2 separate regions of the Homo sapiens genome follow, and region 2 is linked to region 1. Evidence: chromatin loops called from intact Hi-C (ENCODE). Cell type or tissue: mammary epithelial cell. All regions are shown on one strand. Links, peaks and the distances in the headings refer to the core of each region. The heading gives the core; the rest is flanking DNA.

What was found. Hi-C counts contacts between places; a loop is a spot of excess contacts. Peaks named below come from ENCODE experiments on the same cell type or tissue, not always from the same donor. Only the 100,000 strongest peaks of a DNase experiment are listed, where the experiment ranks them.
Region 2: it touches region 1 in a loop (2.5-fold over the local background); 1 of 110 quality-filtered maps calls a loop at or near these places.

Annotation. Positions count from the first base shown.
Region 1 is chr12:22,096,592-22,104,697 of GRCh38, forward strand. It overlaps the pseudogene SULT6B2P. Among named protein-coding and RNA genes, the nearest start is that of CMAS, 54 kb to the left of the region's middle. RefSeq lists an enhancer at 5,250-5,389. In mammary epithelial cell, for the core only: a CTCF peak has its summit at 4,549 (motif pointing right); DNase peaks (open chromatin) are centred at 4,590 and 5,350; H3K27ac peaks cover 1,026 bases.
Region 2 is chr12:22,657,165-22,659,664 of GRCh38, forward strand. It overlaps ETNK1 (ethanolamine kinase 1), which reads left to right. Exons shown (of 8, transcript NM_018638.5): 3 at 1,850-1,990. Among named protein-coding and RNA genes, the nearest start is that of ETNK1, 33 kb to the left of the region's middle. In mammary epithelial cell, for the core only: no CTCF peak of the experiment used is centred there; DNase peaks (open chromatin) are centred at 577 and 1,257; H3K27ac peaks cover 2,081 bases.

The DNA of each region.
Region 1 (8,106 bases), core at 3,271-5,770:
CTTTTGTTGCAATTAATTCTGGTGCCTTCATGAAATCTTTGCCAGTTCCTATGCCCTGAATGGTATTGCCTATTCCATTGTCTTCCAGGGGTTTTATAATTTTGGGTTTAACATTTAAGTCTTCAATTCATCTTGAATTGATTTTTTTGTATATGGTATAAAGAAGGGGTCCCATTTCAGTATTCTTTATATGATTACCCTGTTATCCAGGCACCATTTATTGAATAGGGAGTCTTTCCCCATTGCTTTTTCTTGTCAGCTTTGTCAAAGATCAGATGGTCATAGGTGTGTGTTCTTATATCTGGGCTCACTATTCTGTTCCATTTATCTACATTTCTGTTTTTGTAACAGTACCATGCTGTTTTAGTTACTGTAGCCCTGTAGTATAGCTTGAAGTTGGGTAACAAGATACTATCAGCTTTGTTCTTTTTGCTTAGGATTGCCTTGGCTATTCAGGCTTATTTTGGTTCCATATGAATTTTAAAATAGTTTTTTCTAGTTCTGTGAAGAATGTTATTGAATTTGTAAATTGCTTTGGGCAGTATGACTATTTTATTTATTATTCTTATCCATGAGCATGAGATGTTTTTCCATTTGTTTGTGTCATCTCTGATTTCTTTGAGCAGTGTTTTGTCATTCTCATTGCAGAGACCTTTCACCTCCCTGGTTAGCCGTATTCCTCAGTATTTTATTCCTTTTGTGGCAATTGCGAATGGGATTGCCTTTCTGATTTGGCTCTGAGTTAGGTTGTTGTCGGTGTATAGAAATGTTAGTGATTTTTGTGCATTAATTTTGTATCCTGAGACTTTGCTGAAGTTATCAGCTGAAGGAGCATTCAGACTGAGACTATGGGGTTTTCTAGACATAGAATCATGTAGTCTGCAAAAAGGAATAGTTTGACTTTCCCTCTTTCTATTTGGATGTGCTTTATTTCTTTCTCTTGCCTAATTGTTCTGGCCAGGACTTACAATGCTATGTTTAATAACAGTAGTGAGAGAGGGCATCTTGTCTTGTGCCGATTTTCAATGGGAATACTTCCAGCTTTTGCTAACTCAGTATGATGTTGGCTGTAGGTTTGTCATAGATGGCTCTTATTATATTGAGGTATGTTCTTACAATATTTAATTCATTGAGAGGTTTTAAGGGATGTTGAATTTTATCAAAACCCTTTTCTGTATCGAGATAATCATGTGGATTTTGTCTTTAGCTCTGTTTATGTGATGAATCACATTAATTTGCATAGGTTAAACCAACCTTGCATCCCTAGGATAAAGCCTACTTGATCATGGTGGTTTAGGTTTTTGGTGTGCTGCTAGAATCGGTTTGCAAGTATTTTGTTGAGGATTTTTACATCCGTGTTCATTAGGCATATTGGCCTGAAATTTCCTTTTTTTTGTTGGATCTCTGGTAAGTTTTGGTATCAGGGTGATACTGGCCTCACAGAATGAGTTAGGGAGGAATTCTTCCTCCTCAATATTTTGGAATAGTTTTAGTAGGAACAGTACCAGACTTCTTTCTACATCTGGTAGAATTTGGCTGTGGATCTGTCTGGTCCTGGGCTTTTTTGGTTAGTAGGCTGTTTATTACAGATTCAATTTTGGGACTTGTTATTGGTCTGCTCAGGGAATCAACTTCTTCCTGGTTCAGTTTTAGGAGGGTGTATGTGTCCAGGAATTTATAAATCTCTTCTAGGCTTTCTAGTTGGTGTGCATGGAGGTGTTTGTAGCAGTCTCTGATGGTTATTTGTATTTTTGTGGGGTCGTGGTAATATCCCCTTTGTCATTTCTAATTATGTTTATTTGGACCTCCTCTCTTTTCTTCTTTATTAATCTAGCTAGTGGCCAATCTTATTAAATTTTTTCAAAAAGCCTACTCTTGGATTTGATGATCCTTTGAATGTTTTTTTGTGTCTCAATCTCCTTCAGTTCAGCTCCGATTTTCATTATTTCTTCTCTTCTGCTAGTTTTGGGATTGGTTTGTTCTTGCTTCTCTAGTTATTTAGTTGTAATGGTAGGTTGTTAATTTGAGATCTTTCTAACTTTTTGATATGGGCATTCAGTGATATAAATTTCCCTCTTAACGCTGCTTTAGCTGTGTCCCAGAGATTCTGGTATCTTTGTTCTCATTAGTTTCAAAGAATTTCTTGATTTCTCACTTAATTTCATTATTTACCCAAAACTTGTTTAGGAGAAGGTTAATTTCCATGTAATTGCATGGTTTTGAGTGATTTATTTTTAAGTCTTTACTTCTATTTTGTACTGTGGTCTGAGAGTGTGTTTGGTATTATTTCAGTTTCTTTGCATTTGCTGAGGATTGTTTTATGTCCAACTGTGTGGCCAGTTTTAGAATATGTGCCATGTGGTGATGAGAAAAGTGTATATTTTGTTTTTGGGTACAGAGTTCTGTAAAGGTCTATCAGATCCATTGGTCCAATATTGAGTCCAGGTCCTGAAATGTTGTTGTTAATTTTCTGCCTCAATGATCTATCTGATACTGTCAGTGGAGTAAGGAAGTTTTCCACTATTATTGTGTGGAAGTCTAAGTCTCTTTGTAGGCCTCTAAGAACTTGCTTTTTGAATCTGAGTGCTCCTGTATTGGGTGCATATATATTTAGGATAGTTAAGTCTTCTTGTTGAATTGAACCCTTTATGATTACGTAATGCCCTTCTTTGTCTGTTTTGATTTTTGTTGGTTTAAAGTCTGTTTTGCCTGAAATTAAGATTACAACTCATGCTTTTTGCTGGTTTCCATTTGCTTGGTATATTTTCCTCTATCCCTTTATTTTGAGCCTATGGGTGTCATCGTGTATGAGATGGGTCTCTTGAAGACAGCATATCTGGGTTTTGCTTTATTATCCAGCTGACCATTCTGAGCCTTTTAAATGGGGCATTTAGCCTGTTTACCTTCAAGGTTAGTACTGATATGTGTGAATTTGATCTTGTCATTGTGTTGTTATCTGGTTATTGTGCCAGCTTGTTTGTGTGGTTGCTGTATAGTGTCATTGGTCTGTGTCCTTAAGTGTGTTTTTCTATTGGCTGGTAATGGTCTTTCTTTTCCATATTTAGTGCTCCTTTCAAGATCTCTTCTTAGACACATCTGGTGGCAATGAACTCCCTCAGCATTTGCTTATCTGAAAAGGTTCTTCTTTCTTTTTTACTTAGAAGAAGCTTAGTTTGGCTGGATATAATATGCTTGGTTGAAGATTATTTTTTCCTTAAGAATGTTGAATATAGGCCCCCAATCTCTACTGGCTTGTAGTGTTTCTGCTGAGAGGTCTGCTGTTAGCCTGATGGGGTTCCCTTTGTAGGTGACATGCTCTTTCTCTCTAGCTGCCTTTAACATTTTTTCATTTCAACCTTGGAAAATCTGACTGTGTTTTTTGGGGATGATCTTCTTGTATAGAATCTTGCAAGGCTCTCTGTATTTCCAGAATTTGACTCTCAGCCTCTATAGTGAGGTTGGGGACATTTTCATGGATGATATCCTGAAATATGTTTTCCATGTTGTCTGCTTCCTCCCCATCCCTTTTCAGGATGCCAATCATTTTTATATTTGGCATGTTTACATAATCCCACATTTCTTGGAGGTTTATTAATTCCTTTTTATTTTCTTTTAATTTTTGCCTGACTGTCCTATTTCAGAGAACCAGTCTTCAAGTTCTGAGATTCTGGCCGGGCGCGGTGGCTCACGCCTGTAATCCCAGCACTTTGGGAGGCCGAGGCGGGTGGATCATGAGGTCAGGAGATCGAGACCATCCTGGCTAACAAGGTGAAACCCCGTCTCTACTAAAAATACAAAAAATTAGCCGGGCGCGGTGGCGGGTGCCTGTAGTCCCAGCTACTCGGGAGGCTGAGGCAGGAGAATGGCGTGAACCCGGGAAGTGGAGCTTGCAGTGAGCCGAGATTGCGCCACTGCAGTCCGCAGTCCGGCCTGGGCGACAGAGCGAGACTCCGTCTCAAAAAAAAAAAAAAAAAAAAAAAAGTTCTGAGATTCTTTCCTCAGCTTGGTGTATTCTGCTGTTAACACTTGCAACTGCATTGTGAAATTCTTGTAGTGTGTTTTTCAGCTCTGTCAGATCAGTTAGGTTCTTTTTTATGCTGGCTATTTTGTCTGTCAGCTCCTGTATAGTTTTATTGTGGTTCTTATTTTCCTTGGATTGGGGTTTGCCATCCTCCTGAATTTTAATTTTAATTATCTTTGTTTTTCCTATATTCTGAATTCTATTTTTGTCATTTCAGCCAGATCAGTCTGGTTAAGAATCCTTGTTGGAAAATTAGTGTGGTCATTTGGAGGACATATGGCACTCTGGCCATTGAGTTACTGGAGTTCTTGTATTGCCTTCTTTCTCATCTCTGCATGTGGGTGTTCCTTTAACTGCAGCGTAGATTGAGTATAGTCAATAGACTTCTTTTCTGGATGTTTTCACAGGGCTGAAGCTTTGTGCAGGGTTTTTATTTGTGGCTAACTTCTTGTCTTTGGTTTTACAGGGGAGTATGTTACCTAGACATTTTTGGTGTTGAAGCTTTGGGGTATGATCCAGTAGGTGGCGCTTAGGCATAGTGGTCAGTTGGTAGGCTCTTGCTCAGTTGTGTGGTTCCCCTGTATTTCCTCACAGTTGCAGCCATGTTCCCTCTCAATGCTCTGAAATCAAGGGCCCCTCTTCCACTTGAGCGCTGGCTGTAAATTGCGGCTTGGCACTCCCAGGCTGTCCACCAGAGCTCTGGGGTGAACTCAAGGTTTATGTTTCCTCCCCAACTTAGAGGCAGCAGAGGAAGGAACCTTAGCAGTGGTTGTAGCCGATGGTCTTTTATTTGTATCCTAGGGGCTCCACCCCAGAGAAATGCAGGTCAGCAATCGCTCAGTGCAATCAGCCTAGGATGGGTCTGTGCTGTGGGCCCAAGCCTGGAGTTCCCTTTCCTGCACTCCATCTTTCTTGTAGGTGGAACCCCCAGGGGCAACCAAAGCCTCTCTGCCACTGCTTCTGCCTTTGTTACTCTGAGAGTGGCAGGGGTAATACCACTGCAGAGGCAGTGGCAGAGAGGCTTTTGGTTGCCCCTGGGGGTTCCACCTCTGTGAAGCAGAGCTGCTCTTATTGGGAGTGTTCAGCCAGTGGGGAGGGGCAGGTGCAGTGCTGGCACATGAGCTTGGGGCTCTGCTTGTTTGGCAGCAGGGGGTCAATGGTTCACTGGGAGGAGAGACTGGTTTCCTCTCCATATGACTGTGGCATGCTGTAAGCTCAGATGTAGCCCTCAGGTTCTTTGTTTCTTCTTCAGACTGAGGGCAGCAGGGATAGAACCAGTGACGAAGGGGCTGTAACATGTCTCTACAAGCCTCTCCTCAGGCCACTACCAGTGGATATGTTCAGCCATGGGTGGAGTGGCTGTTCTGCAGTCATGAGCCAGGGGCCCTGCCTGGTGAAGAGTGTGGGGTGGGGATTCCCCTGGAAGAGGGGCTGGGCTCCTCTCTATAGCGTGGCTGTGGTGTGCTGGAAGTGCCAGCATAATGACTAAGCCCCTTGTTCCTTCCCAAGCACGAGGGCTGTTGGAACTGTACCACTGCAGCTGCAGCGAAGGAGGGTTTGTGGGTTGGCTCTGCGATTTCCTCCTGGGAGAAGTGCTGAGCTGGCTCTGATTGAAGTGATCAGGCAGGGTCAGGGTGGTTGTGTTGGGGGTTGGATAGCCCTGCCCAGTGAGAAGTGAGGACTGGGACCTGTATGGGGAACAATCTGACCATTTTTCCATGGGGTTGTTGCTCTGTGCTGGGGATCTGGACCAGTCCCTGATCCTCACAGACTCTCCAGAGCCTGGAGACACCAAGGGCAAGGGCTGCAAGACAGCCACCATGGCAACCTGCCCCTACCATGGGGAGCTCTGCCCAGGGAGTTACAGAGCTGCTATTGGCTCTATAGCCTCAGCAGAGGGTAGTTGGAGACCCAAGCCAAGAGGACCTGCCCAGTGAGGAGCTACACGATTGGGGACCACATAACAGTCTGGCCACTTTTCCACAGGGCTGCTGCAGTATGCTGGGGGTCCACTCCAGTCCCCAGTGGCTTTGAATTTTCCAGTATCTAAAGATATCAACAGTGAAGGCTGCAAAACAGCAAAAAGGTGGCCTGCCCCTCCCTCTGGGAGCTCCATCCCAGGGAGGTCGGACCTGTTACCAACCTGAACACACCTGCAAGAAGTGGTTGGAGACCCCAATCAGGAGATCCCACCCAGTAAGGAGGTATAGGATCAGGGACCCATGTAAAAAAGCAGCCTGGCTGCTTTTCCTCAAGATAGTTGTGCTTTTCTGGGGATCCACTACAGCCCCTGGTCACCATGGACTCTAATGCCTGAAGGCAGCTAAGGCTGCTAAAGAGCAAAGATGGTGGCCTGCCCCTCCCTCTGGGAGCTACATCTCAGGGAGGGGTTGGAACTGCTGTCAGCCAGAAAACACCAGTGGGGGTGACAGGAGGTCCTGGTCAGGAGATTCTACCCAGTGAAGAGAAATGGGATTTGGGATCCACATGAAAAGCAGTCGGCTGCTGCTTTGCAGAGCTGCTATGCTGGACTGGGGGTCCGCTCCAGCCTCCAGTCACTTCAGACTCCTAGAGTCCAAAGGCAACAATTGCTAAGGCTGTAAAACAACAAAGATGTGGCCCACCCCGCCCTCTGGGAGCTTCATCTCAGGGAGGTGTAACGGTTATTATTGGTGACTGGCTGGGTTCCCAAGCCGGTGGGTCTTATCCAGTGAGGTGCCTGTAGTCCATCGCTGCTCACTCCCCTGGATTCAGCCCCTTTCCTACGGGTAGGTACGAGGATCTAACCTCTCACTTTGAAAGAGCTGCAGCTACTTTTTGACAGGAAGCTGGATATCTAAGGCTCCCAGGGCTCCACATGTGCCTGAGTGGCTACTCTGCAGAGACATTATGTAGCTCTGCATGTCAAACTGAAGGTTTGGGTAGAGTGGGTCCATGAAGGGATCTCCTGACCTGAGGGTTGCAAAGATCTGTGGTAGAACAGTGGGTCTCTGCAGTCACTTCCTCATTCAGTCAACACTTCTCTAGGCAAGGGAGGCTCCCCTGGTTCCATGGCACTCCTAGGTGGGCAGTTACCCTGCCTTGCTTTTCTCCATTCTTCATGAGTCAAATTGTTTCCTTGATGAATCCCAATGTGTGTACCTGGATGCTTCCGGTGTACACATTGTACCGGAAGTACAATGTGCTGTATTTACTCACCCCTTCTATTTCTCTTAGATTGGCACAACGTAGCTGCTACTAGTCAGCCATCTTGGCTAACCCCCTCACCACCACTTTTTTTCTTACTAATAATTCTCTGCTATCACAAAATATGAAATAGTATATCACACATGACACTTTTGACACATTTATAAAGTGTCTGTTTTGCACTGAAAAAAAATCTGCTTTCTATAATGGTGAAAAATATTTATGTTTTCCCAAAGCACTGCATTGCATAAAATAAAAATTGGTTTCATTTCCCATTTGTACTGAGTGATCTTCAAAGTGTCTTACCAGTTCACTGTGTTTCATCTTCTCTGTGAATAGTTCATTAAATACTCTTCTGCTCTGAAGTAGTTTATCCAATCATCCACCGCTCCTGGATAGATTGGAAATGTATTAGACAAGAACCAATTTAAATGTATTGTATTCACAAAAGAAATCTGCCAGTTTTAAAATAAAATGTGAACATCTTGTATCTCTTGGTGCCAAGATGATAGGGGATTATTCTTTATTTACTTATCTGTTGTTTCTAATTTCTTCTGTAATGGTTGTATATTATGCAGTTTAAAAAGTTATTTCTGGAAAAAAAGGCAGATTAAAAATACATGAATGTCATAGGTTTTACTCTAACAGGCAAAGTTTCTCACCTAAACTTAATAAAATCATAAAGCGGGCAATATGGACATAATGATGTTTCGTTTATTTCCCAACTTGCACATCTCCACAGCAGAAGCTGTGCTGATGACTGGAGGGTGGCGGTAATTAGTCTAATTTTAAAGACATTTATTTTACAACATGATATTGAAAACATAAGTGCCAAGTTATATAAACACAAACAAAATTTACTTGTGTGATATCCTCACTTTCAATATAAAGTGTTGGGT
Region 2 (2,500 bases), core at 1-2,500, 560 kb after region 1:
TTGTTTTCTGTATTCTTGTGGACATGAGTGTATGGTCTTAGGGAAGGTCATTCAAAATGATTTAGTTTATAAAAATAAATGTTTATTTACTCATTTGTTTGAGAGGTATGAACCAAAGTACACATATATAAAAAGGTTATGGATTTTAATATTTTAATGTATTAGATTAAAGATGAGGCTAATACTGTTGCTTGAGGATGATAATTTGACAATTTACAGTGGCATAAAGGAGAAAGAATTTATTGGTACTTGTAATTGAGAATACTGAGTTCAAACATGGGGTAAATCCAGGGACTGTAACAATGTCATTAGGAATATCACTTTATTCTGTTTATTCTTTTACCTTTTTTTTTTTCTCACAAACTTTCCTTAGGACTATCCATAATGATAATCAGTAGGTTTCTCTAACCGGTTTAACCACCCCAGGGGGAAAATTTTCCTAATTTTCTAATAGCTTCAAACAAAGTTGATAGCTTCAATAAAATTAGGATTAAGTCTCTGGCTTAGCTTGGGTAATATGTGCTGAACCAGTCACTGTGGCCTGAATGATAGAATGCTCTGAGCAAGTCAGGGTCATATGTTCACTTACTACTGAAGTGAGTGATGCAGTTAGGATTGAGATCAGCTCTGTAGTAATGACATGAACTAAAAGTAAGAGTGATAGAAGTTTCTCCAAAAGAAAATAAGGACTCTTTAGTTACTAGGAATGAGATAAAAACAAGAATATTCACAATAGTATAGAAACATAATAATAAAAATGTGTTATTTAATGATTGATACAATACTAGATTCTCTGTGGGCCTTACTTAAGTGGCTTTCAAATGTTTTTGCATATTAAAATCACTTGGGAAGGTTTTAAATATCTCAGTGTCCTGGCTGCACACCAGGCCAGTTAAATCAGAATTTCGTTAGTACCTAAGCCTGTGTAATTTGTTTTGAAGTTCCTTAGGAAAATCATGCTAACAAGAACTAGGTAGACAGATCTGGTAGAGTCAAGGTTCAAAAAGAGGGATTTCAGGGGACAGAGAAGTTCACATGGGAGAAGCAGGATCCAATGGAGAGAACAGAGGGGCCTCAAAGAGAGAGAGAAAGAAGGACCTCCAGCCTAGGAGGTACCTATCAAAAGAAGCGTGGGACTCCAATCTAGTTTCAGAGAGTACACTCAAAATCTTAAGTATCAGAATTCTTGCCAGCTTCAGTGTATGTTCAGTGGTTCAGGAATCTGACTCACCAGTGGATCCCCATTAATCAGTCAGACGTGAATTCAAAGGTGCAAACATAGGGTCCTGGGTCCAGTGATGAATCTGATTCTGAGTCACAGCACCATAACTGTTAAAGAAAAAATTACTCAGTGATACTTGTTAAAGCATGATAAGGCTGACTTTCTTCAGAATCATTGAGATATAGGTATAGGGGCCACAGCTGTGGGATTTTGGAATTGGAGAAGAGAGACTGGGCCCAACTCCAAATACAGCATGGGCAAGTGGGAATGTATACCCAAGGAGCAGGGTCGGGGTTGGCGGATGGAAAATTAAGAGTAACATCAAAGTAAGGGGTTTCTGGGTAAAACAACCTAATGATTCTTGCTGAAGATGGCCAGAGTAATCAGAGTAATTAATTTGGGGAATGGTGAAGGATAAGGAACCTGATCAGATATCAAGGGTGGGGATACTCTTGCTAAACTGACTCAGTAGGGTTCTTGCTAAAACTGGTTTTTACAAGAGAGAGCACAGGTAGGTCTACAAGAAGATTCGGGAGACTGACTAAAGTTTCATCAAGAATCTTTGTCAGGAGACATGACCTTTATGATACTTAAGTTTTTCTTTTTATGCGGTTTTGTTTTAAACAGGCTAATAGCTCGTCAGCTTGCTAAAATCCATGCTATTCATGCACACAATGGCTGGATCCCCAAATCTAATCTTTGGCTAAAGATGGGAAAGTATTTCTCTCTCATTCCCACAGGATTTGCAGATGAAGACATTAATAAAAGGTAAAATTATTTTTACATTTGAAATTATGTTTTACATTGCTTTGCTCTATGATAGGGTTTCAAAGGTAATTGTAAAGTTTCATTGTATAAAATCTGGTTTTCTTTCTTTGCATTGAAGTAAAGTAAGCATTGATTCTTTGGCTGTCAGATAGCACTACAGAAATAACTGCCTCTCCATCCCCCTCAGTGTCCCCTCCCAAAAAATATGCCCTACAACAGCAAGGGGCAGAGGTGGAAGTAGGGGAACACCACTTAAAAATAAAGAGTTAGGTGGTAATGGTGAAGCAAGATTTTTCTTGACTTTTTAAGATACTGCAGGGTTGAGAGGCAAGTCTAGTATTATATAGAATAAGAGCACAAGAGCCTGGAGCCAAACTGAGATTAAATCTTAGTCCTGCTAGTTAACATTTCTGTTGTGTAACTCATTCAACTAGGGAACTTAACCTAACTGTTTCCTTATCTATAAAATGGAAATTACAGTAGTAGTATATTAACCATATAGAGTTTTTG